Linked DNA regions of Homo sapiens: region 1 is linked to region 2. A link is an interaction called in ENCODE POLR2A ChIA-PET data of the cell type or tissue named here. Cell type or tissue: Caco-2. All regions are shown on one strand. Links, peaks and the distances in the headings refer to the core of each region. The heading gives the core; the rest is flanking DNA. Region 1 overlaps FOXO1 (forkhead box O1). Region 2 has its middle 12 kb from the start of FOXO1.

What was found. Peaks named below come from ENCODE experiments on the same cell type or tissue, not always from the same donor. Only the 100,000 strongest peaks of a DNase experiment are listed, where the experiment ranks them.
Region 1: POLR2A ChIA-PET joins it to region 2 with 5 read pairs; 13 of 35 experiments call an interaction of 5 or more read pairs at or near these places.

What each region holds. Positions count from the first base shown.
Region 1 is chr13:40,584,045-40,586,959 of GRCh38, reverse strand. The region is part of intron 1 of FOXO1 (forkhead box O1); the gene reads left to right. Among named protein-coding and RNA genes, the nearest start is that of FOXO1, 81 kb to the left of the region's middle. In Caco-2, for the core only: no CTCF peak of the experiment used is centred there; DNase peaks (open chromatin) are centred at 919 and 1,469; H3K4me3 peaks cover 166 bases.
Region 2 is chr13:40,677,607-40,680,521 of GRCh38, reverse strand. No RefSeq gene overlaps it. Among named protein-coding and RNA genes, the nearest start is that of FOXO1, 12 kb to the right of the region's middle. RefSeq lists an enhancer at 1-613. In Caco-2, for the core only: no CTCF peak of the experiment used is centred there; no DNase peak of the experiment used is centred there.

The DNA.
Region 1 (2,915 bases), core at 118-2,617, 94 kb after region 2:
TTAAGTGGTGGTATAATCTTCAGTTTAAAAACACTTTAGCAATGTTTCCAGTAGAGGATTGTTCAACGTGTCTCCTTTCCTTGGCTGTAAACATAATCTAAATTCATTTTTCCTCGTTTGCCTGAGCCACGGTTCCCTTGTGCTGACTTTGCATGTCAGTAACTTCCGTACCCATCAGAGAGGAAAGACAGAGGGGCAGTCTTGTGCAGGTAAAAGGTTTAAGTAGTAACATTTCCTTAAGATTGCACCCTGTAGAGGTTTAGCATTCCATGATCATTCTGTTGATAAGCAAATGAGAAATGAGTAACTTGCTCAAAAGTTACTTGGTTACAAAAATTGTCAAAACTGATACTACACACTATTTCCCATTTGGTACCTTTTATCCCTACACACTATTTCCCATTTGGTGCCTTTTATTCCAGACTGCAAGAGTCATATCTTCTGTGCAGGCTGCTGAACAGCTTCACAAGGGGGTGCCTCTGTTGCCTGTGAGGAGTAGGTGTTCTTGATGGGATTGGGGTCTCCCTGGAAACCCGGGGATGGGACTGTGCCACCATTTTATTGGGCTTTTGTTATTAAGCCCTTCTTAGAGAGAGAAAGCATATCCTGTAGGAAGTAGTATGTTTCCTTCTGTTTCTGTGGCTTTCTCAGTTTCTTCCCATCTTGATGCATAGTGAGAAATCCATTTTACAGTATGACTCAGTGCACATATGCACACAATGATAGAAGAGTTTTACAAAATAGTACTGTGCTTAGCCATTTATGTAAGACTGTTTTGTTATTATTTACAGAAATGCTAGCCACAATCCTCTCAATTGGTTTCACTATTTTATGGATTGTGATCCAGAGTTTTAGCCTGAGGGCTTTCCCACATTCTTTCAAGACCTTTGTGTCATGGCAGCAGCCTTGAAGTTAGGGGAAACAGGTAGATGAATCCATATATGGAGAATTGGCCATATATGGGAAATGAGGAGGGAGTTCACAGGTCAGTCACTTGAACACACAATGATTTGGGCTGAGCCAGTTTTTAAGTAGCCCCTCTCTGGATTGGTCTCAAACATGGAACTAGTTAAACTTACGTACTAAATCAAACAGACCCAAAAGACACCGTTTGTTTTTTAAGTCTTGCTGGCACAGACTAGCTAGGATAGGGTTTTTCATCCATCTGGACATCTTGTCGTTTAGCTTTTGTATACAACCCTTGAAAATGGGCAGCTGCTGGGTCCACTTTCCTGGATGAGGTTTCTTGCTTCTTTCTTTTGAGATTAACCTGAGTAGGGCTCACCTGAATCAATTATTTCCGCAGAAGCTTTCATCTCATGAAAGCGCATTCCACTTTTCATGTCTTCAGGGCAAATACGAATTGCACTTCCACCCTGAAGTCAGAACTGTAAAGGAATTTTAGGTGTTATCAATGTTTGATAAGAAGTGATTACCCTTTCTCTGCAGAGCTGGAACAGCTGAAGCTGGTGTGATCTGGCTGGGAGAAGGCTGTGCTCTGGAATAGTGTCCTTTCCACTGAGTCCCTGACTTGCCTGTTGGCATATGGAGCAGTAATCTTTTCAAAACTCCATTGTGAAGTTGGCTGTGTGTGTGTGTGTGTGTGTGTGTGTGTGCGCGCGCGCAGAGGAAATACTTACATACTAAAGGGGAAAGCGGGGGAGGAAAATTCCAGGAAATTGCAAGGTGAGGTTGACATTCCTTATTCTCTTAACTCTTGCTTCTGTTTTTCTTTCTGAAAAACAATGATGACTTAAAATTTGATCCCAGAACCAACTGGCTTTTTATCCGTAAGATTACAGTTGTGTTTTTTAGACATCCTTTCATAAATATCTAATGAATTGCCTTTTATTATTTGGTGTTAATGACCAAAAGTACCACTAACATAGTGTTTCTCATACTTGCCTGTCATATAAGATACTTGTTAAGAATATTCTGGGACTTCATCTTCCTCTTGTTAAATCAGAATCTACCTGGAATAACATAGTTACCTTATTTTCTTAGAATAGTAGAACTGAAAAGAATCTTACACATGAAAGTAGTTCAGGTGTTCCCAAACCTGGCTCCAGTACCATGACTGCTTTAATAGATTGCCAAGCTGCGCTTCATACCTAGTGAATCATAACATCCGAAGCTTCCTAGAAGAGTCGGACCATTAGACTGGAGGGATAACTACTCGCTTATTCGGTTGCCTTCAGGAAAGGGGAATTTATGTGCTTGGTTATTGGGCTGATTAATAGCAGGACAAGAAATCTTATTGTCTCTGTAGATTCATCCAAATAATATCCAAATATATATATAATGTTTGTTTGAGATGGGGTCTCACTTTGCCCCCCTGGCTGGAGTGCAGTGGCACAATCACAGCTCACTGCAGCCTCAACCTACCCGGGCTCAGGTGATCCTCCTACCTCAGCCTCCTGAATAGCTAGGACTATAGACACGTGCCACTGCATCTGGCTTTTTTTTTTTTTTTTTTTTTTTTTTTTTTTTGCATTTTTTGTGGAGATAGAATTTCTCCATGTTGCCCAGGCTGGTCTTGAACTCCTGGGCTCAAGCCATATGCCTACCTTGACCTCCCAAAGTGCTAGGATTACAGGTGTGAGCCACCATGCCCAGCCCCAAATAATATTTACATTTCAGGTACTGACTAGGTAGGTGAGTGGGGGCAGTTTTGAGATGGGTGAGCAAGGTCTCTCTGCCTTGGAGGTATATGTGGATTGTTATTCAGCCTTTCTCAAGGGATGAGTTTTAGAGAGTGGAATTAGACTCACTTGAGGAGCTTTTTATTAAAAAAAATTCTAATACCCATATAAGACTGCAAACTTAACTGATAAATGTTTGTTCTCACTGCTCCACCAACCTGCCATTCCCCATCTGTCTCCCCCTCTTCAGGGTTCCCTATCCCTGAGACAAAA
Region 2 (2,915 bases), core at 130-2,629:
CGGTAGCTCACGCCTATAATCTCAGCACTTTGGGAGGCCAAGGCTGGCAGATCACTTGAGGTCAGGAGTTTGAGACCAGCCCGGCCAACATGGTGAAACCCTGTCTCTACTAAAAATACAAAAGTTAGCTGGGCGTGGTGGCATGTGCCTGTAATCCCAGCTACTCGGGAGGCTGAGGCAGGAGAATTGCTTGAACCCGGGAGGTGGAGGTTGCAGTGAGTCGAGAGTCGAGATCGCGCCACTGCACTCCAGACTGGGCGACAGAGCAAGACTCCATCTCATTAATAAATAAATAAATAAATGAATAAATAAATAAATAAATAAATAAATAAGCTTAGAACAATACCTGGCACATAGTAAGTCAGTTTTCCTGTATGGTGCTGACTGTGCCGCTTTGTTAAACAACTACGCATTAGAAGAGTGGGTTTGGTTGAGACTGCCTCTAAAATTAGTGCTTTATTTGCTTAACTGCCTCCCTGAATTAGGGTCCTTTCATTCCTCATTTGAATGTTAAAAACCTAACCTATGTTTGGAAAAACATAATTGATCATACAGTCATTGTAATTTGCGAGGGCTGCCCTAACAAAATACTACAGACTGTGTGGCTTAAACAACAGAAATTTATTTTCTCACAGTCTGGAGTCCAAGATCAAAGTGCCAGCAGGTTTGCTTTCTCCTGAGGCCTTGCTCCTTGGTTTGCTGACGGCTGCCTTCTCCCTGTTCTCACATGGTCTTTCCCCTGTGCAGGCATCCTTGGCGTCTGTGCATCCAAATCACCCTTTCTTATGAGGACAGAGGTTTGACTGGTAAGGCCTAGCCTAACGGTCTCATTTTAACTTAGTCACCTTTCTAAAGGGCCTGTCTCCAAATATAGTCATATTCTGCCGTAGTGGGAGTTAGACATTTAGCATATGAACTTGGGGAGGAAGAACACAATTCAGACCAGAATAATCAGGTTCCTTGAGGGAAAAAAAAGAATTTAGATGTGCTAACATCAGTCAAAGAATGACGAGTATCATTGAAAGGAAGAATTTGAGTGCCTGGGAGCAGCCTGGTCACTGGTGGGTATCAGAGCTCATGATCATGTGTATGTTTGAGAACCGCAGCACGCTTCGGGTTTTCAGTTGAGTAAGAAATAATTATTTAAAAAATTTCCCTAGCTTTTTTCTCTTGTTCTTTTTCTCAGCCAGCTAAGAGAAGAGGGAATGTGGCACAGGGCTCGTGGAGGGAGGTAAGTTAAGTGTCTACTCTGATCCAGCCCAAGAAAGGCCCTTGAATAGCTCCAGGAAACAAAAGAAAGTACTTTATCCATTATGACCATTTTAATAAAATCTCCATCGCGACCCATTTAAAAATAATTTTTCATCCAGGCACAGTGGCTCATGCCTGTGATCTCAGTATTTTGGAAGGCCGAGGTAGGAGGATCACTTGAGGCTAGGAGTTTTAGACCAGCCTGGGCAGTACAGTGAGACCTCATATCTATAAAAACATTAAAAAATTAGCCCAGTGGCCAGGCGCGGTGGCTCACACCTGTAATCCCAACACTTTGGGAGTCCAAAGCGGGCAGATCACGAGATCAGGAGCTCGAGACCAGCCTGGTCAACATGGTGAAACCCTGTCTCTACTAAAAACACAAAAATTAGCTGCGTGTGGTGGCGTGCACCTGTAGTCCCAGCTACTCGGGAGGCTGAGGCGAGAGAATCACTTGAACCCAGGAGGTGGAGGTTGCAGTGAGCCGAGATCACACCACTGCACTCTAGCCTGGGAGACAGAGCAAGACTCCGTCTCAAAATAAATAAATAAATAAACAAACAAACAAATAAAAATAAATAAAATAAAAAATAGGCTGGGCACAGTGGCTCATGCCTGTAATTCCAGAACTTTGGGAGGCAGCAGCATGAGAATCATTTGAGGTAAGGAGCTCGAGACCAGCCTGGCCTAGATGGCGAAACCCAGTCTCTATTAACAATACAAAATTGGCCGGGCGTGGTGGCTCATGCCTGTCATCCCAGCACTTTGGGAGGCCAAGGCGGGCAGATCACCTGAGGTCAGGAGTTCTAGACCAGCCTGACCAACATGGTGAAACCCCATCTCTACTAAAAACAAAAAATTAGCTGGTTGTGGTGGCACGCACCTATAGTCCCAGCTACTTGGGAGGCTGAGGCAGGAGAATCGCTTGAACCCAGAGGCAGAGGTTGCAGTGAGCAGAGATCGCGCCACCACACACTCCAGCCTGGGCAACAGAGCGAAATGCATCTCAAAAAAAATTTTTTTAATAAAAAAATAAAAAATAGGCCAGGCTTGGTGGCTCGTGCCTATAATCCCAGCACTTTGGGAGGCCGAGGTGTGTGGATCACTTGAGGTCAGGAGTTTGAGACCAGCATGGCCAACATAGTGAAACCTCGTCTCTACTAAAAATACAAAAAAATAGCCGGGCGTGGTGGCTCACGCCTGTAATCCCAGCACTTTGGGAGGCCGAGGCGGGTGGATCATGAGGTCAGGAGATCAAGACCATCCTGGCTGACACGGTGAAACCCCGTCTCTACTAAAAAAATACAAAAAATTAGCCAGGCATGGTGGCGGGCGCCTGTAGTCCCAGCTACTCAGGAGGCTGAGGCAGGAGAATGGCGTGAACCCGGGAGGCGGAGCTTGCATTGAGCCGAGATCGTGCCACTGCACTCCAGCCTGGGCGACAGAGCAAGACTCTGTCTCAAAAAAAAAAATAATAATAATTAGCTGGGCGTGGAGGCAGGCGCCTGTAATCCCAGCTACTCCGGAGGCTGAGGCAGGAGAATCGCTTGAACTCAGGAGGCAGAGGTTGCAGTGAGTGGAGATCACGCCATTGCACTCTGGCCTTGGCAACGAGAGTGAAACTCAGTCTCAAAAAAATAAATAAATAAAAATAAAAAATAATG